Linked DNA regions of Homo sapiens: all the other regions are linked to region 6. Evidence: chromatin contacts called from ENCODE Hi-C or POLR2A ChIA-PET data. All regions are on one chromosome and are shown on one strand. The core of a region is the stretch at or near the end of the contact, and the rest is flanking DNA. Distances in the headings are between cores, read along the strand shown. Region 1 holds the start of E2F1 (E2F transcription factor 1). Region 2 holds the start of SAMHD1 (SAM and HD domain containing deoxynucleoside triphosphate triphosphohydrolase 1). Region 3 holds the start of ACTL10 (actin like 10). Region 4 holds the start of ITCH (itchy E3 ubiquitin protein ligase). Region 5 overlaps MTCL2 (microtubule crosslinking factor 2). Region 6 holds the start of SPAG4 (sperm associated antigen 4). Region 7 holds the start of AHCY (adenosylhomocysteinase).

Region 1 (3,479 bases), core at 198-2,697, 1.9 Mb before region 6:
CCTTCACCCATAGGCTGCGCCAGTCAAACTGGTCTCCACACCCTGCCCTGTGCCCCACAGTTCCCAGCTCCAGGCTTCTACGCCTCCAATCCCTTCTCCCACTGGAATTCAGCCGCCTCTTCTGGGCCCTCCAGTCTGAATTCGTCTTGAGCTCAGCGATCAGGGAGGGCTTTATTAAAGGATCTCCCTGAGACATTTTCTCTCCTGGCACTGGGGGCCTCCTCTCCAGCTCCCAGAGGCCCAGCCCACCTAGTCCTTCTACAGAGACTCAGGGGTCGGCCTGCCTGATTAATGAGGTTCCATGGCAACCAGGGCCTGGGAGGGTGGAGGGTGGCAGATGGAAGGACAGGCAGAGGGAGGGGATCAGCAGCTGGTCCAGCTGCCCCGCCCCTGCAGAGAAGGCCTCCCAGCCAGGAGGGCTGTCCCCAGAGGCCTGGCCGGCCAGGCCTGCACCTGGCAGTCAGCATCGAGGCAGGAAGGAGGGTCTCCTCAATGGCTCACCAACGGTTAGGCCCCAGGACTTTCCTCCGCCCCGCCTTCACTTCCCCTAGCAGCTGTGCTCACTACCGAGATGCAAATTCTGAGCTGAAGCCAGCAGGCCTCAGTTCAAATCCCAGCCCCACCACCTGCAGCCGTGTGACCAGGGGCAAGTCACTTTCCCTCTCTGGGCCTCAGTTCCTCCTCCGTCAGATGGGCACAGTGACAACACAGCTCACAGCGGGGTTGTGAGTTTTAGCTGGCTTGAAGTCGCCCAAAGGCCTGGCATGCAGTAAACGCCAGTTGAATACACGTGGGCTATTATTATCACTGAGTCCGACGCTGGGGAGGCTCCGGTGAGGAAGCTGAGGCGCAGAGCACAGAGCAGCAAACAGGGACCGGCCCGAGGTCACCCCGCACCCCAGGGCGGGGCCCGGAGGCCCAACCCCGGCTCTGCACCGCCCAGCCTGGGCGCCTCAGTCAACCCCTCCCCCGCCCCCTGCCGCCTCCAGGCCAAACACGGCGCCCTCCCGGGTCTGCGCGGGGGGCACAGGCGGCGCTGTCGGCGCGGCGTCCCTGGGGTCCGTACCGGCGGGCGGCCGAGCGCGGGCCGCGGCGCACTGGGTGTGGGCCGGGGCGCCTGCGGTGTGGCGAAGAGCAGCAGGTCAGGGTCGCAGGGGCCGGCGGCGGGCGCCGCGGGGCCGGTGGGAGCCGGCGGGGCGCTGGCGTCCTGCGCGGCGGAGATGATGACGATCTGCGAGGAGTCGAGCAGCCGCAGCGCGCCGGCCCCGAGCAGGGCCTCCAGCGCCGGCGCGCATGGGCCGCCCGCAGGGGCCCCGGCCAAGGCCATGACGCTCACGGCCCGCGCGGCCCGGGTGACAGGCGGCGGCGGCGGCGCGGGCCCATGGCGGCAGGCCTCGGCGAGGGCTCGATCCCGCTCCGCCCCCGGCCGCCGCTGCCTGCAAAGTCCCGGCCACTTTTACGCGCCAAATCCTTTTTGCCGCGAAAGAGCCACGAGCCGCCGAGCGCCGCCACAATTGGCTGCCCCGGCCGTGACGGGAACAACGGCGGCGGTTCCTATTGGCTTTAACGCGCCGGACCCGGCGGCGAGGGGCGGGATGGGGCGGCGGCGCGGGGCGGTACGGCCAATGGCGGGGCGGGGCGCGCGCAGGCTTTGTCCGGATGGTACCAGGCGCGGTGTGACTCCCCGCCCCCAGCCCGGGCGTCCCCTGCTGGAGGCGTGGGGACACCGGAACATAGGCCCCGCCCCGCCCCGACGCTCCCGCATCCCACTGACCTTTCTATAGTGCAGGTTCAGAACAGAGCCTCTCTTCTGCACGTGACCCTCAACCTGTAGCCCCCAACAGCCTCAGCTTAGATTTCCAGAGACTGTCCCCTCTTCTTTTCAGGATCATCAGTTCCACAGCCCAGCCATCAGCCACCTCTTCCATCCTCAACTTGCCTCACCCATGACATTATCCTAATCCTGCACCCAGCCCTATCCCGCTCACCCAGAGCCCAAGCTGAAGAGCGGTGCCTGGAAATGGCGAGGGGGACGTCGGGCTTTCCTGCAAGTCCCATTTTAGCCAAAATCTCCAACAGCCAACGTATAGCATCTGCTTGAACTCATTCATTCCCTCACTCATTCAACAAACGTTTGGAGAGCTTGCTCTGTGCCCCATCCTCAATTCGTGGCCCTAAGGAGCTCACAGTCCAGTAGACAGGGGAACAGAAAGGTAACAGACGTTTACAATACGATGAAGTGGCGTCTGGGCGCGGTGGCTCACCACCGGAATCCCTGTAATCAGCTGGCGGGGTGGATCGCATGAGCCCAGGAGTTCGAGACCAGCCTGATCAACATGGTGAAGACCCATCTCTACAAAAAATACAAAAATTAGCCAGGCATGGTGGCGTGTGCCCGTAGTCCCAGCTACTTGGGAGGCTGAGGTGGGAGGATTGCTTGAGCCCGAGAAGTCGAGGCTGCAGTGAGCTATGATCATGCCACTGCACACCAGCCTGGGCGACAGAGCGAGATCCTGTCTCTAAAACAAAAAAAGAAAACACATCACTTCTAGGGAGCCCTCCCAAGGATTTACTCACTTCCTCTATTGCCCACTGCTGCCTCTGCTCCAATGCTGACCACACACACTCCTTTTCTCCATCTGCCTCCCCTGCCAATCTAGGAGCTCAGTAGCGACTCCTCCCAACACTGGTCTGGCCCAGAGCAGGCGCTGAGAAAGGTTATGAAAGAAACAGAGGCTAAGCCAGAGGCTGCCTAGACTGTGACAAGGAGACCACGGTTCTGCAAGGGTGGTCCTTAGGCCACTGGCTTCAGAACCACGTGGTCACTTGCTAATTTTGGGCCCACCCTGGCCCTGCCAATTTAAAATCTCTAGGTGCCCAAGAATCTGCATTTTAACAATGCCATGTCCCCTTTCCAGGTGATATTTGTTATTCTTTTTCTTTTTTTTTTTTTGACACTTAGGGAATTAGAAAAGCCAGTATCTTATTTTTTTTTTCCTATTTATTTTATATAGACGAGGTCTCACTATGTTGCCCAGGGTAGTCTCAAACCCCTGGGCTCAAGAGATCCTCCCGCCTCAGCCTCCAGCATAGCTGGTACTCCAGGTGACTGCCACCTCACCAAGCTTCCAGGTTATTTTTATGCATACTCACATTTGAAAGCAAACTGGTGTACCAGCATAATCAAAATGAGTGGTGCAGCCTCAAATCACAGCTCCTGAGGATGCTTCTCACCCTTAGTTTCAAATGGGCACACAGACCTTGCCCTGGCCCCTTCCAGGGTTGCCAGGAGAATGAAAAGCATAAGGAATTGGAAAGTGTTTTACAAACTATGAGGTGGTTTAGGAAATCAGGAGTTGTTTTCCCCTCCAATGAGTAGTTTCTGAAATTACTCATTGCAAATCCTAGAATGTATCATAGCTAGAAGGGACCACAGAGACCACATAAGCCTCTTGCTGTATGGATAGGAAAACTGAGGC
Region 2 (3,545 bases), core at 1,031-3,530, 1.3 Mb after region 6:
CCAACATGGCAAAACCCTGTCTCTAATTAAAAAAAAAAAAAAAATGAGGCCGGGCGCGGTGGCTCACGCCTGTAATCCCAGCACTTTGGGAGGCTGAGGCAGGCGGATCACGAGTTCAGGAGATGGAGACCATCCTGGCCAACATGGTGAAACCCCATCTCTACTAAAAATACAAAAAAATTAGCTGGGCGTGGTGGCACATGCCTGTAATCCCAGCTACTCGGGAGGCTGAGGCAGGAGAATAGCTTGAACCAGGCAGTTAGAGGTTGCACTGGGCCGAGATGGCGCCACTGCACTCCAGCCTGGCGACAGAGCGAGACTCTGTCTCAAAAAAAAAAAAAAAAAAAAAAAAGAATCCAACAGAAAAAGGGTCTTCTTTTATATGATAAAGGACGGGCAAGCAGAAATAAGCAGAATCTTTGGATAGGAACCTGGACGAGCAAGGGAAAATGAGCAGTGTAGCCCAACAGGACAGCATCCTACTGTGGTCAGCCGGTTCTCAAAAGAAACTGACCAGAGGGAGGCATATTCCACTGCTTTAGTGCCTGCCTGGTCAGATCTGGGGGTAAGCAAGAGTTGAGGGGCCCATAAGGGAAGAGAGAAGTCCGAATAAAGTTTGGTCAAGACAAAGCAGAAGCTAAGACATGAGCAATTGGGAACAGTTGGTCAGTTTTTACCAAATGAAAGCACATAGTGTCTTTGATAGCAATAGGTTGTAGGTTTAAGGAACACACATCATTCTGGAGGGTAACGAGTTAATCTACAAACCACTGAAACAGAGAGCCAACCACATTTTGAGACAGAAAATATGGAACTACTTCACTCCACTTGTTGCTAGTCAAAGAAAATAAAGTAATAATCCATCCCAGCAGTGGAGGGAAACGAAAGGGCAAAAGGGGGAAGAAAAAAAAAAAAGGAGAAATGCAATTTCCCATACCCATTCAAGCTATCTTTGGGTCCTGAACCACTAATGTTCCTCCTACCCCAGTTTCCAACCTAGCCAAACAGGGCCCCACCTAACAAATGCAAAAATTTACTAAATTTGCAAATCCCAACCACCAAAGAATCACCTTCCTATTGGACACCTAGAGGATATAAGGCAGGAGTCAAATCTCACACCCACCACAAAAAGTTGAGTAGAATTCACAAGGATGGATGCTTGGATACGAATCAGTAAAATATGATTAAAACTCAACCTAAACACTTCTCCAGGGGATGTGGCCAAACTGTGGCATGCTGGGGATTCAGTGGTCAACTGAACAACCCCAAGGTTCAGATTTTGGAGGGGAACCTGCTTTTAAAGAGCAAAACATGTTCCTTACCATGTTCTGCAAGTGCAGTCAACACACGCCTATCGGGCGCTGCTGGGATGCCAAGGAAGGTGATGGGAATTCAGAGATTAACCAAGCCAGTTCCTTCCCCTTCAGGAAAAGCCTCAATTCAGGGAGGAAACCGAAACCTAAAAGCCCCAGAACATCCTCTGATGTGGCAAGTGTTCAAGGAGCTGCGGTTAGCGCGGAGGGGTCCCGCGAGCCTGGATGACAGCAAGCCGCCCACCAAGGTCTGGGGAAAAATCTCCTTCTAACTAAAAAAAAGGGACCCGAGTCTCGCTTGTCCCGCGCCGGGGTGGCAAGTTAGTGAAGAAACCCACGAGAGTGAGATCCCAATCTACGACTGCCCCTCCCAGGTCCTCAATCCCGGGAGCCTGCTCCCATCCTACGAATCGCCTATCCCAGGCGACCCCATGTCTTCTTCCTCCGCCTCGGGGAGTCAGTCCCGGGAGCCCCATGCCGCAGGCCCTCCTGGGAACCCCCGCCGCAGGGCTCCCTCCCCCGCCTCGGGTCTTCCTTTCCTCGGCGCCCCCAGCGCAGGTCCGCCCTCCCGGGTGCCTCCCGCCGCAGGGCTCGCTCCTCGGCCTCGGTCCTCTCGTGGGGCCCCCTCCCTCAGGGCGCCTGGCCCGCGCCCCAGGTCGCCGCCCTTCGCCCCTCAGCCCCTCCGGAGCCGCTACCTCGGATGTTCTTCAGCAGCACCGGCTCTTCAAAGCCACCGCGCCTGAGGAAGGAGCACACCTGCTCCGGACCCCATGTCTTGTAGTCGGGATGGAGTTCCAGGCCCGGGGACCAGTCTGCCTCTGCGGAAGGGGTGTTTGAGGGGGTTCTCGGGCTGTCATCGCAACGGGGACGCTTGGAGGGCTGCTCGGAATCGGCTCGCTGCATGGCTACACCTGGCGTCCGGCACAGCAGTCAAGAACCTCGGCGCCGGACCCGCGCGCAGGCGCACTGACAGCAGGGCCCTGGCGGGGAGTCCAAGGAGTATTGGCAGCCTATTGGCCTCCTGCGCAGGCTCACTGACAGTTGAGCCCTTCGGGCAGGGCAGCCTAGCGGCTCTTGCCTTGGGCTCCCTGCGCAGGCGCAATGGCAGTCCAGTCGTCCTCAAATCAATCCCGCCAGGGCGCTGGACGTGAACGCGAAAGGGCGTGGCTAGAAGCAGAACTGAGGGCAGTGCTGGTGGAAAGGGGGAGGAAAGAGCGCGCCCGGCACCGCACCCCCAATTAGGGGCTCGTCTAGTGAATTGGGGGTATTCTCCTTCGAATGAGTACACTACCCGCCGCACCTTGGCCGGGTTTCAGATGCCCCAAACTTAAAAGAAGCCTAAAAGGCCGTCAGGCTGCCAGCACCTTCCCAGTGAAGAGGAAAACAGTCAAGGTGCTGAACTGGAAGAACCCGGAATGATTTCAAATGTGACTTGAGGGTGTCTTCATTCCACAGTATTGCTGGTCAACTAGAGGGCCCTGGGATACCTGTTGTCTGGTGTCCACACAGGAGGGGACTTCAGACTTCTTTCCAACTAGAGACAGAGCCCTCCATCCCAACTGCATTCCCAGAGGAAGGAAAGTGGCCAGTCTGATTACTTAAAATTTAACTTCTGAGGACTTTTACTGCCTGGTTGTAACAGCATGTGAAAATGGCAGGCATTTTCCCATCACTTAACCCCTCTGCGGCAGGGCTCAAACTTCCCTATAAATACTGGTCCATGCAATTGCCTGGTAAAAGGACATATCACTATTACTGTTAATAAAGCCAACACACCTTCCCAGCAACCAAGGCATAGACCTGTTTAGGGGGTCAAGGACGAATGAGGCGGAATAGCTTATCATCAAGCAGTATGAACTAGTGGTCTACTGGTGAGCCAAAATATTATTTGCAAACAGAGCTTTACTGTGTGCCAGGCACGGTTCTAAGGGCTTTACAAATATAAAATAATTTTATATTTATACATAATACTAAATGAATTAAGTACATTCATTAAATTATTTAAATATTAAATAATTTTTATAACTTCTAAGGGTTTTACAAATATTGTAAAGTTCTAAGGGCTCTACACATATTACTTCACTTAATTATCACAATTACCTTAGGATGTAGGAAAAAGTAATTTGCCGCAGGTCTTCTTTTTTTTTTTTGAGACGGAGTCTTGCTCTGTTTCCCAAGCTGGAGTGCAGTGGCGTGATCTCAGCTCACTGCAACCTCTGCCTCCCAGGTTCA
Region 3 (3,611 bases), core at 107-2,606, 1.9 Mb before region 6:
CTTTCAATAAAGTCCTTATTTTGGGTTACATTCACCTGAGTCTTCTACCTGCAACCAAACTGGTCCTCAGGAGGATGAGGCTTTGCAGAGACAAGAAGTGACCTCTTTCCTGTGTGGGGGGATTATTACTACCTTTTGGAGGAGAAAACCGAACCCAGAGAAAGATCAAGACTTGCTTAGGACTGCACAGTGAGTCAGCTTCAGAACTGAGTCTTGCTGGGTGCGGTGGCTCACACCTGTAATCCTAGCACTTTGGGAGTCCAAGGCAGGTGGATCACCTGAGGTCAGGAGTTCGAGACCAGCCTGGCCAACGTGGCGAAACCCTGTCTCCACTAAAAATACAAAAATTAGCCGCGTATGGTGGTGCATGCCTGTAGTCCCAGCTACTCAGGAGGCTGAGGCAGGAGAATCACTTGAACTCGGAAGGCAGAGGTTGCACTGAGCTGAGATTGCAACGCTGCACGCCCAGCCTGGGTGACCGAGACTCCGTCTCAAAAATAATAATAATAAAAAAAAGAACTGAGTCTCAAACTGAGGCCCACGTGAATCCATCCGTGGAAGCCCATAAAGGTAGGGCCAGAGCCTCTCGGGGGCTCTTCAGGGAAGCTGCAGATCTGTGATGAAAAAGCTTTTTCTTCAGCACTGGGAGGGGTAGGGGGCCACACATCTGGACAGAGTACATCAGATAATTCTAAGTGGTTTGGGAAAGGAATCAGACTGTGCTGGGCTGCTGAAGCCAGACCCCTGGATGCCAAAATCACTGCCCTTGGCTCTGTCCAGAAGAGAGGATGGGTCCAGGGAGTTGTCATAAGGTAGGGAGCTGCGAAGTGCAGCTGCTGGGGAGTGAGGTCACAATGAGCCCAATCCAAGTTCTTTTCTGCCTTCTGACCAGCCCCTCCCCTCTCCACAACCAGGAACTTCCGTCAAGCCCAGGTGAGAGGTGCCAGGAGGCTGCCTGGGTCCTCAAGGGGGATATATGTCCAAATGGCCTTACCACAAGGCCCCTTCGCCCTCAAAGTTCTGCTCCTCCCGGGGGCTTCTTAGGATCTAAAAGGATCAGTCCTAGCCATCTCGTCAGCCATCTCAGCAAGGGCTGACGGGGCGGAACAGCAAAGCAGAGGCGGGTCCTGAGAGCGTGGAGCCTGAAGCCCGGCGCCAGAGGGAGACCAAGAGGGTGAGATGCGGCTGGAACCCAGCCAGAGCGGAGACTGAAGCCTGAACTAGGGGCCGGGCCTCAGGCCTAGGAACTAGCCACGAGCTGAAAAGGAGGCGGATGGCCCGGACAGAAGAGGCGGGGCTTTCAGACCAGAGGGCGGAGCCAAGAGCTGAAAAGGGTGGTGATTTGGTCCAGAAGAGGAAGAACTTAGGCTCCGGAGGCAGAGCCAAAGGCTGAAGGGGACTACTCCCTAGGACAGAGGCCGGGAGGTATCGGGCCGACGAAGCCGAGTGGCGCGGAGGAGCGGAGCCTTCAGCCCCGCGGCTGGGCCGAGCCCGAAGGTGGCGTCGGTGTCGGGGAGCCGCCGCGTGCACCGGCCGTCCTCCCTGGGCCGCATCGCGGTGGTGGTGGACCAGGGCTCGGGCTTCACCAAGGCGGGCTTCGCGGGCGAGAACCAGCCGCGCATAGTGCTGAAGAGCTCTAGCTTGGTGCCCAGCTGGGACCGGCCGGTGCTGCCCGGAGCGCCGGGCTGCGAGCTGGCGGGCGGCGTGGCGCGGGCGCACCCCATCAAGCACGGCGTGGTGGCGGACTGGGAGGCGCTGGAAGGGCTGTGGGAGCGCCTGCTGGTGGGCGGCCTGCGGGTGTGCCCAGAGCAGTGGCCCGTGCTGGTGAGCGACTCGCCGTTGGCGCCGCCCGCGGGCCGCGAAAGGGTGGCGGAGCTGCTGTTCGAGACCCTGGCAGTGCCCGCGTGCCACATGGCTAGCACCGCGTTGCTGGCGCTCTGCTCCACCGGCGCGTTCAGCGGGCTGGCCGTGGAGGCGGGCGCGGGCGTGTGCCACGCCACGCCCATCTACGCGGGTCACTCGTGGCACCAGGCCACCTTCCGACTGAACGTGGCAGGCAGCACCCTGTCGCGCTACCTGCGGGATCTGCTGGTGGCGGCGAACCCTGACCTCTTGCAGCAGGCCCTGCCCCGCAAGGCCATCACACATCTCAAGAAGCGCAGCTGCTACGTGTCCCTGGACTTCGAGGGCGACCTCCGCGACCCCGCCCGCCACCATCCGGCCAGTTTCAGCGTGGGTAACGGGTGCTGCGTCTGCCTCAGCAGTGAGCGCTTCCGCTGCCCCGAACCCATCTTCCAGCCGGGCCTGCTGGGCCAGGCTGAGCAGGGGCTGCCCGCGCTGGCCTTCCGGGCGCTGCAGAAGATGCCCAAAACGCTGCGGACACGCCTGGCAGACACCGTGGTGCTAGCCGGCGGCTCCACACTGTTTCCTGGCTTCGCCGAGCGCCTGGACAAGGAGCTGGAGGCGCAGTGCCGGCGGCACGGCTACGCGGCCCTGCGGCCCCACCTGGTGGCCAAGCATGGGCGTGGCATGGCTGTGTGGACCGGCGGCTCCATGGTGGCCTCCCTGCACTCCTTCCAGCGCCGCTGGATAACTCGGGCCATGTACCAGGAGTGTGGCTCCAGGCTGCTGTACGATGTGTTCAACTGAGTCAGGCTGGACTGGGGGGGGTGGCACTGCGTTGGGGGACAGCTCTCTATCTAAAGAGTCAAGTGTTTGGAGCTGGCAGGGTCCTCCTGGAGGTTGGAGCTGACTGGATGGGTCACCCCCATACCCTTTCTGGGCCAGGAGAAGGTATTTGGGACCCATGGGACCCTCATTTTGAACTGCAGTTTGAATCTCCCCAACCACTGCCAGTTCAGAGAATGCCAGTCCAGCTGCCTACCCACAGGGCCCTACTTTATGGCAATAAAGGTGATGCCCCACTTGTGTCCATGCCACAGATATGGGAGTTCCTCCAAACCCTCGTCATGTACCATTTGGACATACATCCGATGCCAGGCCCCAAGGGGCGATCCCTTGAAAAGCTACTAAATCTCATGTGAAAGTCACCAGGAGGAGGAGCCCTGTGCCTAGCCATGTGCTCAGGTCATTGTTGACTATGAGTGCCTCAGTTTCCCCTTCTGTAAAAAGTGGGGTCAGGCACAATCCCGGGCCTGCTCACTGCTCCCTCCCCCTTACAAGAGCTATGGAGCAAAGGGAGGTGGAGATATTTCTTGAACACACAAAGGGAAGGGCAGCTTATTTTTTGGAAGTCACCACTCAAGGGCCTCAAGCCCTGGCTATCAGCACTGTTCGAGCTTGTGTATACACGTGTCCACACAAACGCGTGGGTGTTCACGTACCTGCCTACTCACGTATGTCCTCGGGCCAGGCCCTGCCCTGTGAACCTGTGAGCACAGCCTTCCACGCCTAGCCCAGCCCTGAATGATATCCCACCACAGTTGTGATGGGCCAGCAACTAAAGCAACAGCAGCCCCTAGTATGAAGCACCCAGTGTATGCCAGACATTATTCTGGGTGCTGGAAACAGAATAAAACAGACAAAAATCCCTGCCTTCGTTCTCACTGGTCACAGTGATGTATGAAGGGCAGCTCTATTGTTATGATGGT
Region 4 (3,579 bases), core at 238-2,737, 1.3 Mb before region 6:
GGATAGTGTGGTGGCTTGAGCCTGGAGTCCCAGCTACTCAGGAAGCTGAGGTGAGAGGATCACTTGAGCCCAGGAGGTTGGCTGCAGTGAGCTATGATTGCACCGCTGCACTCCAGGTTGGGTGACAGAGCAAGACTCTGTCTCAAAAAAAAAAAAAAAAAAAAAGTCACTTTGAAAAATGTGACTTTCCAGATGGCAAAATACTATTTTCATTAGGAGGAAACAGGCTAAACAGTAATAGCAAAGGTCACTAAGTATTGAGCACTTAGTCATACCTCTGAGTCTCTGCCTGCATAGCCTATTATTTCTCACAAGCAATCCATGAAGAAGGTTAAGACAACGGACTTTCACGCCAGACTGCCTGGGTTCTTATCAAGTATGTGACTTAGTTTATATATTTGTAAAATGGGGATAATAATGGTATTTCTGTAATAGGTTTGTTGTGAGAATAAAGGGAGCTTGGTATCAGCTCTTAGAATACCGGACAGGCCACGTTGGCTCCACTAAGCTGTTGTCATCATCCCTAAGGGCACCCAGTTAAAAGGTAGAAAAGGGAGGATTTGAATCCGGTCAGTGTAACTCTCAAGTGTACATTTTTTTTCTTTTATTTTCTTTTTAACCACGCCCTTTAATGTACATTGTTAAAGGCTAAGCCAGGCCAGGTGCAGTGGCTCACATCTGTAATCTCAGCGATTGGGAGGCCCGAGGAGGGAGTATCGCTTGAGCCCAGGAGCTGGAGACCAGCCTGGGCAACATGGCGACACCGTGGCCCTATTCCCGCCCCATCCCATCCGCACTCCACCCCATCCCCATCTCTACAAAGAATAGAACAAAATTAGTCGGGTGTGGTGGTGCTCAACTGCTGTCCCAGCTACTCAGGAAGCCCAGGTGGGAGGCTCGCTTGAGCCCAGGAGTGTGAGGCTGTAGTGAGCTATGACTGCACCACTGCACTCCAGCCTGGGTGAAGGGTGAGACCTTATCTCAAAAAGAAGAAAAAAAAAGAAAAGGAAAAGAAAAAGAAAAAAGAACAACTAAGTTATAAACTAAGCTATATAGCCCATTGGTTCTCAAATTATGATTTCACTCACTAGCAGTATCACTAGACAGCTTGTTGGACATGCAAATTATCAGACCCTATCCTCCTATGCCAGATCTTCTGATCAGAAACTCTGGGGGTGGGGGTCAGCAGTGTAAGTTTTAATAAGCTCTCTAGGTGATTCTGATGCACACCATAGTTTGAGAATCACAGTCCTTATAGGCTCTGGTGGGCGGGGTGTTAAAAAAAAAAAAAAGCCTGGAGGTGCTGGGAGCCGCTCGCGCCCATCTCACCTGGAGCTGAGGAAAACTGGGATTTAACTGATTTACCACCGCAGCCAGCTCTTCAAGCCAGGGGCGGGCCGGACGGCTGGCGCGCAAGGCCTGCTGGGGCTTGTAGTCTAGACCACTTCCGCGCTCAGGCGCCTGCGCTTTAGCTGCTAACTCGCTCTAGTAGCTGTGGTCGGGGCTCGGGACCGGCTGCCATCTTAGTCTAGGGACTGAGGAGTCGCCGCCGCCCCGAGTCCCGGTAAACCCCCGTGGGCGAACTCGGGGCAGTTCTCGGGAGAGGGAGGGAGTCCGGATGAGAATGTTCGGGGAGAACAAGGGTAGAGGAGTGGGACGCGCGGTTCGGGACCCCAGAGCCGCGGCTGCTCCTTCTTCCAGAGCCGGTGTCTGTCGGGGGCGCGGGGAGCTCGGGCTACTGGCCCGGGCCGGGCGGTGGGGGTGGGCTGTCTGGACGTTCGGAGGGATCAGTGTCTGGCACAGGCTTCCGGAGGCCTTCGCCTCGCGGGCTCCAAGTTGTGAAAGGGCTGGGCCACGACGGGCGTGGGTACCGTCCGGCCCCTCGCCCCTCAGCCCCGCCTGGGGCCACTCTCCAGCGGTTCGGCCTACGCGCGGGGCCCGGCGGCGGGGCCGGCGCGGGCGACGTGGCCCTGTGAGGGGCGGCGGCCGGGTCCCCCGCCACCCAGCTGGCCTTCTCGAGACTTTTCCGAGCCCCCAGTCGCTAGAAGGGCCCAGCACAGCGGCTGCCTCCCCTTCTCTCTCCCACTCGCCTCCTCCTTCCATTGTCCCCCCGGCGTGGTGGTCCCGGCTCCGGCGCCCTCCCCGACGTCCGCCACCGTCGTGGCGGCGCCGACTTTTGCAGACGTGGAGCTGTCACTGCCCTTCCTCCGGAGAGTGCCCTTTTCTTTAGCAGAGAAAAGAAAAAAGTAGCCGTTGAACGTATTCTAAGGGTCGAAGCATGATGACATGACTTTTAAGTGGAGAACTCAAGTTTTCCAAGACAGTTCCCGTCCGCGACAGAAAAGAGAATCGCAGAATTTGTGCGCCCGAAGTAGACGCTGGGCCTAAAGTTAGTTGGACATGTAACCAGGTGAACTTGTAAAGGGCCAGGAATTCATTATCCCCAATAACAACGCAACCTTGTTTTCTTGGTTGTATTCGTATCCTAATCTTATTACATTTTCTGCCATTCTTCCACAGCTACAGTATACTTGGTTTGGAGTGGGGGATGGGGAATTGTGGGATTTTTGCCTTGAAAATTAGTAAGACCCTGGAGCCAGCCACCCACTTAGGTGGGTTCTCCTGCATCTTTTCCTGATAGAATTCGATCTTCAGGAAGTATGTAAAGGCAGTGTATTTCCATTCTCAAAATCGGCTAAGGAATGGTTTATCAGTTGAGGTGAAGTTCTCATGGCAGATCTGCTGAGAGCTTGCTATGTGTATTTACAGGTTTATTTAAGCTACGATTTATTTTTAAAATTAAGAAATGGGCCGGGTGCTGTGTGTGGCTCACGCCTGTAATCCTAGCACTTTGGGAGGCCGAGGCGGGCAGATCATGAGGTCAGGAGTTCGAGACCATCCTGACCAACATGGTGAAACCCCGTCTCTACTAAAAATACAAAAAAAAAAAAAAAAAAATCCTGGGCGTGGTGGCGCGCGCCTGTAGTCCCAGCTACTAGGGAGGCTGAGGCAGGAGAATGGCTTGAACCCGGGAGGTGGAGGCTGCAGTGAGCCGAGATCTCGCTGCTGCACTCCAGCCTGGGCGACAGAGCGAGACTCCGCCTCAAAAAAAAAAAAAAAAAAAAAGCAATGGGATGGGTGTGGTGGCTCACGCCTGTAATCCCAGCAATTTGGGAGGCCGAGGTGGGCGGATTACGTGAGCCCAGGAATTGGAGATCAGCCTGGGCAACATCGTGAAACCCCGTCTCTACAAAAAATACAAAGATTTGCCGGGTGTGGTGGCAGGCGCCTGTGGTCCCAGATACTCAGGAGGCTGAGGTGGGGGAATCACCTGATTCCGGGGGGTCGAGGCTGCGGTGAGCTGTTACCGTTGCCACTGCATTCCAGCCTGGGTGACAGAGTGAGACCCTGTCTCAAAAAATAAAAAAAAAAATTTAGAAATGAAGGTGGAAATTCTACTGCTTCTTTGAACTGTGAATTTAAGTTTTGTGAGTCCAAAAGGAATTCCATTACATTCAGCATACAGGTCAAGTCACCAAGGATATCATATGAAATTAAAAAAATGAGTACAGACTACTT
Region 5 (3,609 bases), core at 996-3,495, 1.2 Mb after region 6:
TGAACCTAGGAGGCAGAGGATGCAGTGAGCCGAGATTGCACCATTGGGTGACAGAGTGAGACCCTATCTCCAAGAAAAAAAAACAAAAACAAACCTCAGATACTGTTAAGTGCTATAAAGACAAAGCCAAAATGAAACCAAACAACATGAGTTATATGATAGGGTGAGGGGGGGTGCTATGTTAGGGGACATGATCAGGGAGGCCATCTCTACAAAAGAGACATTTGAGCTGAGACAAGAAGGAACAGCCGAGAAAGCTAGGGGGAGAGGTTATTCCAGGCAGAGGGAACAGTGTGTGCCAAGGCTCAGAGGCAGGAAAGAGCTCAGTGTGTCAAGGTACAGCAAGGAGGCCAGGGCAGCTACTGGGTTAATTTGAGGCTGAGGAAACTGACAGGAGTCAACCACATGGTACTGTGAAGGGCCAAATAGAATTTGGGTTTGGGATTTGTTTGCTTGCTTTTGTTTTGAGATGGGGTCTCACTCTGTCACCCAGGCTGGAGTGCGGTGGCAAAATCTCAGCTCGCTGCAACCTCTGCCTCCCAGGCTCAAGCCACCCTCCCACCTTAGCCTCCCAAGTAGTTGGGACCAAAGACACACAACCCCACATCGGGGGTGGGGGGTGGGGTGTGTGTGTGTGTGTGTGTGTGTGTGTGTGTGTGTGTGTGTGTATACAGGGTTTTGCCATGTTGCCCAGGTTGCTCATGAACTGAGCTCAAGCAATCTGCCTAGCTCAGCATCCCAAAGTGCTGGGATTACAGGCATAAGCCACCATGCCTGGCCTGGGTTTGGGTTTTAAGCAGAGAGGGTAAGAGTATGACCTCACTTCCTGAAGGCAGCTTCTGCTACCGCTGTCATCAGCTTCCAGCTGTTCCTCACTTCTCCTTTGTAATCATTATTAGCAAATTTGCAATTCTATGTTTAATAGTTTGTCTCCCAGCCAAACCATGAGTGCCTGGAGGCAACCCCATTTGGCCTAGCAGGTGGTAGCCTCCCAACAAATATTAACTGAATGGATGCATGCATGTTTAGTCAGGTCAAAAACAACAAAAAAGACATACGAATGTGCAACAATCATTAGATACTAAGTGTAAGGGGGAGGGAAGTAGAATTACGCAGAAGAAATGCATAATTATTATGTCTCATACAAATGTGAAAACCTAGTCACAAATGGGAATGATAATACCTACTCTTAATGTGACCGAATGATTTAAATAAGATTGTATACTAAGAAGGGAAACTGGCCAGGTGCGGTGGCTCACGCCTGTAATCCCAGCGCTTTGGGAGGCCAAGGCGGTCAGATCGCCTGAGGCCAGGAGTTCAAGACCAGCCTGGCCAACATGGTGAAATCCCGTCTCTACTAAAAATACAAAAATTAGCCAGGCATGGTGGTGGGCACCTGTAATCCCAGCTACTCGGGAGGCTGAAGCAGGAGAATCATTTGAACCTGGGAGGCAGAGGTTGCAGTGACCCAAGATCATACCACTGCACTCCAGCCTGGGCAGCAGAGCGAGCCTCTGTCTCACAAAATAAAAAAAAAGAGAAACAGAGTCACCAGGGATGAATGACCTGCTAAAGGCATCCCTGAGGAGCCAGGGGAAGCACCGAGGATGGCAGTGATGGAAGCAGGGGTGGGGGGTCCAAGGGGCAAGAAGGCCTCTGTGGGCCCTGGAGAGGGCAGATCTGGAGAGCCGGATTCCTCAGCTCTCCCTACCCGTCTTTCCCCAAAGAAAACGGAAAGGAAGGGACTGGGAAGTGGGGTCTCGTATTCCTCCCTCCTCATGCTGCCACTGGGAGGAGGGAGTGTCCACTCTGCTCCCGTCAGAGGGACACCTCTGGCTTCTGTCCGAGCACCCCTCACCACACCCTCGCTGGGGCTGGGAGGAAGGGGGATCTGATTTTGTGCCTGTGAAAGGAACAAACATGGGGTTCTCTCTCTTCACTCCTGCCTGCCCAGATGGGGAGGACTGCTCTGCTCTTCCAATGGTCAGCCTGGTAGGATGGCTCCCTGTGAGGAAGGGGGTACGACTGGGGTTGCCAGCGCCCCCTGAGGCTGGATGGATTTAACTCAGAGTCAGGGTTAGGGAGCCCTGCCCTCCAGGCCAGTTCTCACAAGCTCGAGAGGTTTTCCTGCCCATCGGTTTGACTCCTGGGGCTGCAGAGAACAGTCACTTTGCCAGCCCCCCACCCCCACCTCCACCCTCATAGACTCACCACCCCACCAGCATACCACGTGGACAGAACCAGAGTGGAGAGGAGGAAGTGGAACAGTAAATGATCACACCAGTTAAAAAAATGAGGAAGTGAAGGATCCACGCGCTGTTTCAGGCAGCCGGTGAAGGAAGCATGAAGGAAAGATCACTCAGGAAGTGCAAGCCGGTAGGCTAGGCCAGCCTCCAGATGGATCTGTGTTCAAATCCTAGCCATGCCGGTTACCAGCACCTCACTTATTATCTCTAGAAAGTTAAAATGACAGGATATGGTGATGGAAAGAATAGGAGGGTCTAAGTGGACCCCAAGCTCAGGTTGAACCAAGGGGAAATGCACACAACCCTATGATGCTGGGCTACATTAACAAATGCATGACATTTAGATCATGGGAGGTAACATCTCTTACACAAGATCACACCCAGAGCACTAGAGTCATTTTTGGAAATCATTTTTTTTAACTTTTAAATGACTGATTTTCTTATTTATAAAACAGGCCAGGTCGGGCACGATGGCTCACGCCTGTAATCCCAGCACTTTGGGAGGCCAAGGCCGGCAGATCACGATGTCAGGAGTTTGAGACCAGCCTGGCCAACATGGTGAAACCCCATCTCTACTAAAAATATAAGAATTAGCCGGGCGTGGTGGTGCACGCCTGTAATCCCAGCTATTCAGGAGGCTGAGGCAGGAGAATTGCTTGAACCCAGGAGGCGGAGGTTGCAGTGAGCTGAGATCATGCCACTGCACTCCAGCCTGGGTAACAGAGCGAGACTCTGTCTCAGAAAAAAATAAAATAAAATAAAATAAAATAAAGCACTGGCAGGGCACAGTGGCTCACCCCTGTAACCCCAGCACTCTGAGAGGCTGAGGCAGGAGGATCACTTGAGCCCAGGAGTTGAAGACCAGCCTGGGCAACACAGTAAGACCTCATCTCTACAAAAAAAAAATAATAATAATAATAATAATAACAACAATAATAATAATGTATTACATCCAAATAGGCCGTGACTTTAAAAATGGCTATCATTGGCCAGGTGCGGTGGCTCATGCCTGTAATCCCAGCACTTTGGGAGGCTGAGGTGGATGGATTACCTGGTCTGGTAGTGCACCTGTGGCCCCAGCTACTTGGGAGGCTGGGGTGGGAGGATTGTTTGAGCCCAGGAGGTTGGGGTTCTGTTGAACTATGATTGCACCACTGCACTCCAGCCTGGGTAACAGAGCAAGAACCTGTCTCTAAAAGTAAAACATGATCATAGAGACAGTTTTGAAAATAGAGAAAACAGGCCAGGTGCAGTGGCTCACGCCTGTAATCCCAGCACTATGGGGAGACCGAGGCGGGCGGACCATTTGAGGTCAGGAGTTCGAGACCAGCCTGGGCAACTTGGTGAAACCCTGTCTTTACTA
Region 6 (3,363 bases), core at 345-2,844:
CTTAACATTCATTATTTGCAAATATTTGAGCACCTACTACATGCTAGGCTTATCTAGGTGCTGGAGGATACAGTAGTGAATGAAAATCTGTGCCCTGATTAAGTTTATGTTCTAGTGGGCATGGCAGGCAATAAGGAAATAAATAAATGGGCCAGGCATGGTGGCTCACATCTGTAATCCCAGCACTTTGGGAGGCAGAAGTGGGTGGATCACTCAAGCTCAGGAGTTGAAGACCAGCCTGGGCAACATAGCGAGACCCCATCTCTACAAAAAATACAAAAATTAGCTGGGTGTGGTGGCGCAAGCCTGTAGTCCCAGCTACTCGGGAGGCTGAGGCGGGAGGATTGCTTGAGGCCGGGAGATGGAGGTTGCAGTGAGCTGAGATCATGCCACTGCACTCCAGCCTGGGCAACAGAGCGAGACTCCATCTCAAAGAAAGAGAGAAATGAAATATATAGCATGTTAGTGACACGTGCTGAGGAGAAAAACAAAACAGGGAAGGGGGATAGAAACTGGTATTTGCTAAGTGCAATTTTAGATGGGGTTTTCTAGGAAGTGCTGTGACGTCATCACTTGCTTTAAAAGAGGCCAGGCGCAGTAGCTGACTCCTGTAATCCCAGCACTTTGGGAGCCCCAGGCAGGCGGATAACCTGAGGTCAGGAGTTCACGACCAGCCTGGCCAACATGGTAAAACCCCGTCTCTACAAAAATACAAAAATTAGCCAGGCATGATGGCGGGTGTCTGTAATCCCAACTACTCGGGAGGCTGAGGCAGGAGAATCGCTTGAACCCGGGAGGCGGAGGTTGCACTGAGCCGAGATTGCACTACTGCCCTCCAGCCTGGGCGACACAGCAGGACTCTGTCTCAAAAAATAAAAATAAAATAAAAATAAAAATGCTGGGCGCAGTGGCTCATGCCTGTAATCCCAGCACTTTAGGAGGCCGGGGCGGGTGGATCACCTGAGATCGGGAGTTCAAGACCAGCCTGACTAACATGGAGAAACCCCGTCTCTACTAAAAATACAAAATTAGCCAGGCATGGTGGTGCATGTCTGTAATCCCAGCCACTCAGGAGGCTGAGGCGGGAGAATCGCTTGAACCCGGGAGGCGGAGGTTGCAGTGGACCAAGATCGCGCCATTGCACTCCAGCCTGGGCAACAGAATGAGACTCCATCTCAAAAAAAAAAAAAAAAGAAAGAAAGAAAGAAAGAAAGAAAGAAAGAAAGAAAGAAAGAAAGAAAGAAAGAAAGAAAGAAAAAAACTGTTATAGACTGAGTGCCATTTTAGATGGGGTTTTCTGGGAAGTGCTGTGACATCATCGCTTGCTGTAAAAGAGGCCGGGCGCGGTGGCTGACGCCTGTACTCCCAGCGCTTTGGGAGGCCGAGGCGGGAGGATCGCTTGAGCCTAGGAGTTCGAAGTTACAATGAGCTATGATCAGGCCACTGCACTCCAGCCTGGGCAATGAGAAAGACCCTGTCTCTTAAACAACAACAAAGTCAGAAGGAGAGGCTGCCATGGCTACGGCTCCAGGTGACGTCACGGCCAGCTCCGTGACGCGCGGCCAGGGCAGCCCGCGGAGACCGAGGCTCCTCTGTGACGTCAGCAGCCGGCCGGGACACAGCGGGAGGGCAGGTGCGGCCGCGGGGCCTGCCGACTTCACGCAGGGTCCGTGGGGTCCCCGCGGCGCGCAGCGGCTGAAGGAGGCCCCAGGGCCTTGGCGACCGCAGCGGCGGCTTTAGCGTCAGTGACTAGGCAGCAGGGGGTCAGGATGCGGCGAAGCTCCCGCCCGGGCTCGGCCTCGTCCTCGCGCAAGCACACGCCCAACTTTTTCAGCGAGAACAGCTCAATGAGCATCACCTCGGAGGACAGCAAAGGGCTCCGGTCAGCGGAGCCCGGGCCTGGGGAGCCCGAGGGCAGAAGAGCCCGGGGCCCGAGCTGCGGTGAGCCCGCCTTGAGCGCGGGAGTGCCCGGAGGAACCACATGGGCAGGAAGCTCTCAGCAGAAGCCAGCGCCTCGGAGCCACAACTGGCAGACAGCCTGTGGCGCGGCAACCGTGAGGGGCGGGGCCTCGGGTGCGGGCGGGGTCGACCCCGGGTGAGCCAGTGGAGGGGGCGGGGCCTAAAGGGCGGTGCTGGGCGGGGACGGGGCTAAGATGATATCTGGGCACCTCCTACAAGGTGGGTCCTGTAGGGTAAAGGGATGGTGCTAAATGAGATCCCTTAAGGGGCGGAGCCTCGGTGTCCTGGACGGTTATGGGAAGGGGCGGGGAAAATCTTGTGGTTGGGTGCCACTGAGGGGGCGCGGCCTCAATGTTAGCGTGAGTGGCTCCCAGGACAATTGGGTTCCACCAAGATCTAAGGCTGGGGGCGGGTCATCCGTTTGGGGGAGGGACCAACTCTTTTTTTTTTTTTTTTGCAACGGAGTTTCGCTCCTGTTGCCCATGCCATGCAATGGCATGATCTCGGCTCACCGCAACCTCCGCCTCCCGGGTTCAAACGATTCTCCCGCCTCAGCCTCCCGAGTAGCTGGGATTACAGGCGTGCGCCACCATGCCCGGCCAATTTTTGTGTTTTTAGTAGAGACGGGGTTTCTCCGTGTTAATCAGGCTGGCCTCGAACTCCCGACCTCAGGTGATCCGCCCGCCTCGGCCTCCCAAATCGCTGGGATTACAGGCGTGAGCCACCGCGCCCGGCCAGGAGACCAACTCTTGACGGAGCCTCCCTGAGGGGCGGGGCTTCAGAGGGCGGAGCTGGAGCCGGGATAGGGCTGCGGTGGGACCAAAGCCTGTGAGAGACTTCCCAGCTGTCTGGCTTGTGGACTGAGCAATCTGCGGCCCGGTCTCGAGGGGAAAATAGGTCTGTGGTCCGCAAGGCCCCAGTGGAGCCCTTGGGTTCCCGCAGAACCGACTGGGTCTCCAGTAGTCTCTGAGGAGCCGCTCGACCTTCTCCCGACCCTGGATCTGAGGCAGGAGATGCCTCCCCCGCGGGTGTTCAAGAGCTTTCTGAGTACGGGCCAGGCCAGCTGCGATCCCCTCTGACCCTCGGGTTCCCCTCTCCGAACTCCAGTTCTCTCTGAGCCCCCGGCCCCCGTTTGAGTATCGAGCCCCTCTCCGAGCCTCAACTCATTCCTAGCCCCCATCCAATTATCCTAGCCGACCCTCTCTTCCTGAGCCCCAGGCCCACCCCCGGCCCCTCCCAAGCCCCTTCTGAACCCGGACACCACGCAGGCTGAGCCCCGCCTCTCCCTGCCGTGGGCCCCTCTCTGACCCTCTGTCCTGGCCTCAGGCCTGCTCTTCCAGGGGCTGAGCGTGTTGTTATCCCTGGCAGGAGACGTGCTGGTCAGCATGTACAGGTCAGAGGAAG
Region 7 (3,192 bases), core at 286-2,785, 1.3 Mb before region 6:
GAACTACTTCAACAGAATCTTTGCAAGTCACCTCCCAAGGGCCTCAGTTTCATGCTCTATATAACGGGATTACGTCCACCTCTATGAAGATTATTGTGTAAACACACGTAAATCACCAGATATACAGCAAGTGTTTCCATAAATGTGGATGGCATTCTCCAGACTTAATAGTGTCTTTTTTTGTTTGTTTTTTTTTTTTGAGACAGGGTCTTGCTCTGTTGCCCAGGTTGGAGCGTGGTGGTGCAATCTCGGCTCACTGCAACCTCCGTCTCCCCGGCTCAAACAGTCCTCCTGCCTCAGCCTCCCGAGTAGCTGGGAATGAAGGCGCCCGCCACCACGCCCAGCTAGTTTTTGTATTTTTGGTAGAGATAGCGTTTCACCACGTTGGCCAGGCTGGTCTCGAACTCTTGACCTCAAGTGATTCGCCCACCTCGGCCTCTCAAAGTGCTGGGACTACAGGGGTGAGCCACCACACCCGGTCCAATAGTGTCAAAGTTACTTGAAAAGCTACCAGCCAAACTGAACTGGTTTTTGCTGAAAATTCACTAGGATTGTTCCGCGTGTATTCGCTTGCACACAGTGGTGAAAGGGTGCGCTCAGAGATCTAGATGGCCTGCGTTCCAATCTTGCTCCATCACCACCAGCTGTAAGACTGAGGGCAAGTTACCTCTGCCTCAGGATTCTCATCATAAAATGAGAACAGTTTCCCTATAGAGCCATGAGACTAGAATAAAGCTAGAAGGCAGTGCCGATCCCACAGGAAACACTAAGTAAACGTTAACTATCCCTGTATTACACTTCAATCGGTGGGACAGCAGGATTTTTCAAACCACTCCAAATTTTCTTCGAGATTTCTGCAAGGCTGCCCCTGCTGGAGGGGTGGGGGACCCCACAGGTTGGGTAACTGGCCCAAAGTCCCAGGGGAGAGGAGGATCGGAGCCGGCCTGGGGCTCGCTTTCCAGGCCTCTCCTCATACACCCTCCGGGGTGCCCTCGCCGTCCCTGTAGGAGGCCCAGAGAGGGGTGGACGCTCGTCGGGGCCGCCCAGCTGGACAGGGTCCGGTCCAGGCCTAGGAGGCCGGGCGCAGGCCCCCCGAGCAGGGTCCGGCAGGTGCCAGCCGTCCCAGGCCGTGGCCAGGTGTGCTCTCCCGCGGAGCACGCCGCCAGTTTGCGGCTCGCAGACCGCGCGGCGGCCCCGGCGTCGCGGGGCATGCTGGGACTTGTAGTCCACGGCCACCCGGAACGGCCCGCTCATGGCCGCGCGAGAACTCCAACTTCCAGCTGGCTTCGCGCGGCCAGAAACGCGCCGAGGCTGCGATTCCAGGGGGTCCAGAGAGCCCCGAGTCGGCCCTGCAGCCCCCGCCACGAACAAGCCCCGGGCGGGTGCCGGGCGGCCGCAACCGGCTGCAGGTCCTGGGACTCACCGACTTTGTAGGGCAGTTTGTCAGACATGCTGGCGGCACTCGTGATGGAAACGGGCGAAGGGGGCTGGGCCTCAGTCTGGGAACAGGAACTGGGCGGGCAGCGCCGAGCAGGGATATGCGCGTGGCGCCGACGCCTTTAAATATCTTCCTCGCACTTGCATATTCATGACCCGCTGGGGCGGGGCCCAACGCGCAGGGCGGAGCCGGAGGGGATTTCGATCCCTGAAAAGAAGCCTCAGAATTTCACAAGGCGTGGCCCCAGGAGTCTCACTCACCGGTCCGGAAGGGAGCGCCGGGAGAGGCCTGAGAGCCAGCCGGGCCGTCCTCTCGCTGGTTCAGCCAGTTGATTCAGTGTCAAAACCCAGCGGAACTGAAATTCCGCCAGTTCACTTCCCTGTGCCTCAATTTCCTCATCTGTAAAATGGGCCAAATGACATCTGCCACACAGATTATTATAAGTAAAGTTGCAGGCCAGGCGCGGTGGCTCACACCTGTAATCCCAGCACTTTGGGAGGCCAAGGCGGGAGGATCGCTTGAGCCCAGGAGTTCAAGACCATCCTGGGCAACACAGTGAGACCTGAACTCTACAAAAAAAAATTAAAAATTAGCCGGGCGTGGTGGCGCGCGCTTGTGGTCCCAGCTACTTGGGACGCGGAGGCGGGAGGGAGGATCTTTTGAGCCTGGAGATCGAGGCTGCAGTGAGCTATCATCCCACCACAGCACTTGAGCCTGGGCGAAAGGGCAAGACCCTATCTCAAAAAAACCAAAACAAAGTTAAGTTGCCATTTGTCAGGTACCTACTGACATCCCAAACATTCGCCTTACTCCAAGTAACCAACACCCTGAATTTAAGTAAGTTTGCATACATTTCTTATACTTTTACTGCATCCGTATATCATTAAATAGTTCTGTGTTTAGCACCTTTATATATCAACCGTATTTACCCTTCTGCAACTTGCTTTTTTCTGTGAGCATTATATTTATGAGACTCATGCATATAGCTTGAGTATATTCATTTTTGCTGCTGTATAATTCAGTCATCCCAGGCATGGGAAGGGGAAATTGGTTTCAGGACCTCTGTGGACTCCAAAACCCTTCTATGTTCAAGTCCCTCATATAAAATGAGGCAGTATTGGCATATAACCTATGCACATTCCTCCGTACACTTTAATCATCTCTAGATTACTTATAACTAATATAATGTAAATGCTATGCAAATGGTTGTTTTGTAATTTGTATTATTTTTATAGTTATGTTTTTTTAATTGCTTTTTTTCCCCTGAATTTTTTTTTTTTTTTATGGAGTCTCACTCTGTCGCCCACACTGGAGTGCAGTGGCACCATCTAGGCTCGCTGCAACCTCCACCTCCCGGGTTCAAGCAATTCTCCTGCCTCAGCCTCCCGAGTGGCTTGGATTACAGGCACGCACCACCACACCTGGCTAATTTTGTTTTTTCTTTTTTTGAGATAGAGTTTGGCGCTTGTTGCCCAGGCTGGAGTGCAATGGCATGATCTTGGCTCACACCAACCTCTGCCTCCCGGATTCAAGCGATTCTCTTGCCTCAGCCTCCCGAGTAGCTGGGATTACAGGCATGAGCCACCACGCCTGGCTAATTTTGTATTTTTAGTAGAGACGGGGTTTCTCCATATTGGTCAGGCTAATCTCGAACTCCCGACCTCAGGTGATCCGCCAGCCTCTGCCTCCCAAAGTGCTGGGATTACTGGCGTGAGCCACCGTGCCCGGCCTCTACTCATTTTTTAACCTAAAAA

The links. Hi-C counts contacts between places; a loop is a spot of excess contacts on that map. ChIA-PET counts read pairs that join two places held with the same protein, here RNA polymerase II (POLR2A). Pooled maps may share reads with other maps.
Region 1: a map of OCI-LY7 shows a loop between it and region 6 (8-fold over the local background). The contact joins the promoter of E2F1 here to the promoter of SPAG4 in region 6. A Hi-C loop is called at or near these places in 1 of 168 maps with a recorded cell type or tissue (OCI-LY7) and 6 of 50 pooled maps. POLR2A ChIA-PET finds 5 or more read pairs at or near these places in 1 of 52 experiments (A673).
Region 2: a pooled map shows a loop between it and region 6 (10-fold over the local background). The contact joins the promoter of SAMHD1 here to the promoter of SPAG4 in region 6. A Hi-C loop is called at or near these places in 7 of 50 pooled maps.
Region 3: a pooled map shows a loop between it and region 6 (5-fold over the local background). The contact joins the promoter of ACTL10 here to the promoter of SPAG4 in region 6. A Hi-C loop is called at or near these places in 7 of 50 pooled maps. POLR2A ChIA-PET finds 5 or more read pairs at or near these places in 2 of 52 experiments (A673 and activated CD4-positive, alpha-beta T cell).
Region 4: a loop to region 6 is called in a pooled map, with 10 times the contacts of the local background. The contact joins the promoter of ITCH here to the promoter of SPAG4 in region 6. A Hi-C loop is called at or near these places in 8 of 50 pooled maps. POLR2A ChIA-PET finds 5 or more read pairs at or near these places in 2 of 52 experiments (Caco-2 and PC-3).
Region 5: a loop to region 6 is called in a pooled map, with 6 times the contacts of the local background. The contact joins the enhancer-like site here to the promoter of SPAG4 in region 6. A Hi-C loop is called at or near these places in 2 of 37 single-sample maps with no recorded cell type and 6 of 50 pooled maps. POLR2A ChIA-PET finds 5 or more read pairs at or near these places in 1 of 52 experiments (naive thymus-derived CD4-positive, alpha-beta T cell).
Region 7: a pooled map shows a loop between it and region 6 (21-fold over the local background). The contact joins the promoter of AHCY here to the promoter of SPAG4 in region 6. A Hi-C loop is called at or near these places in 3 of 37 single-sample maps with no recorded cell type and 7 of 50 pooled maps. POLR2A ChIA-PET finds 5 or more read pairs at or near these places in 2 of 52 experiments (H1 and PC-9).

What each region holds. Positions count from the first base shown.
Region 1 is chr20:33,684,938-33,688,416 of GRCh38, forward strand. It overlaps E2F1 (E2F transcription factor 1), which reads right to left and starts at 1,448. Exons shown (of 7, transcript NM_005225.3): 1 at 1,067-1,448. The coding sequence starts at 1,327. RefSeq lists silencers at 818-1,177, 1,288-1,787.
Region 2 is chr20:36,949,428-36,952,972 of GRCh38, forward strand. SAMHD1 (SAM and HD domain containing deoxynucleoside triphosphate triphosphohydrolase 1) reads right to left here and starts at 2,281. Exons shown (of 16, transcript NM_015474.4): 1 at 2,009-2,281. The coding sequence starts at 2,216. RefSeq lists a silencer at 1,776-1,995.
Region 3 is chr20:33,665,587-33,669,197 of GRCh38, forward strand. It overlaps ACTL10 (actin like 10), which reads left to right and starts at 1,357. Exons shown (of 1, transcript NM_001024675.2): 1 at 1,357-2,939. The coding sequence starts at 1,912. The coding sequence ends at 2,649. The region is part of intron 5 of NECAB3 (N-terminal EF-hand calcium binding protein 3); the gene reads right to left. RefSeq lists enhancers at 1,050-1,269, 2,080-2,159 and a silencer at 1,400-1,729.
Region 4 is chr20:34,361,786-34,365,364 of GRCh38, forward strand. It overlaps ITCH (itchy E3 ubiquitin protein ligase), which reads left to right and starts at 1,488. Exons shown (of 25, transcript NM_031483.7): 1 at 1,488-1,564. RefSeq lists a silencer at 1,793-2,022.
Region 5 is chr20:36,841,251-36,844,859 of GRCh38, forward strand. The region is part of intron 1 of MTCL2 (microtubule crosslinking factor 2); the gene reads right to left. Among named protein-coding and RNA genes, the nearest start is that of MTCL2, 20 kb to the right of the region's middle. RefSeq lists an enhancer at 410-469. Within about 2 kb of position 2,246, at least 17 of the 41 ENCODE cell types and tissues checked have a DNase peak (open chromatin) inside an H3K27ac peak, as active enhancers do.
Region 6 is chr20:35,614,235-35,617,597 of GRCh38, forward strand. SPAG4 (sperm associated antigen 4) reads left to right here and starts at 1,595. Exons shown (of 12, transcript NM_003116.3): 1 at 1,595-2,073; 2 at 2,902-3,006; 3 at 3,286-3,352. The coding sequence starts at 1,770. RefSeq lists a silencer at 1,641-2,370 and enhancers at 2,801-3,070, 3,101-3,363, 3,281-3,330.
Region 7 is chr20:34,301,820-34,305,011 of GRCh38, forward strand. AHCY (adenosylhomocysteinase) reads right to left here and starts at 1,536. Exons shown (of 10, transcript NM_000687.4): 1 at 1,424-1,536. The coding sequence starts at 1,451. RefSeq lists a silencer at 911-1,140 and enhancers at 1,711-1,760, 1,781-1,900.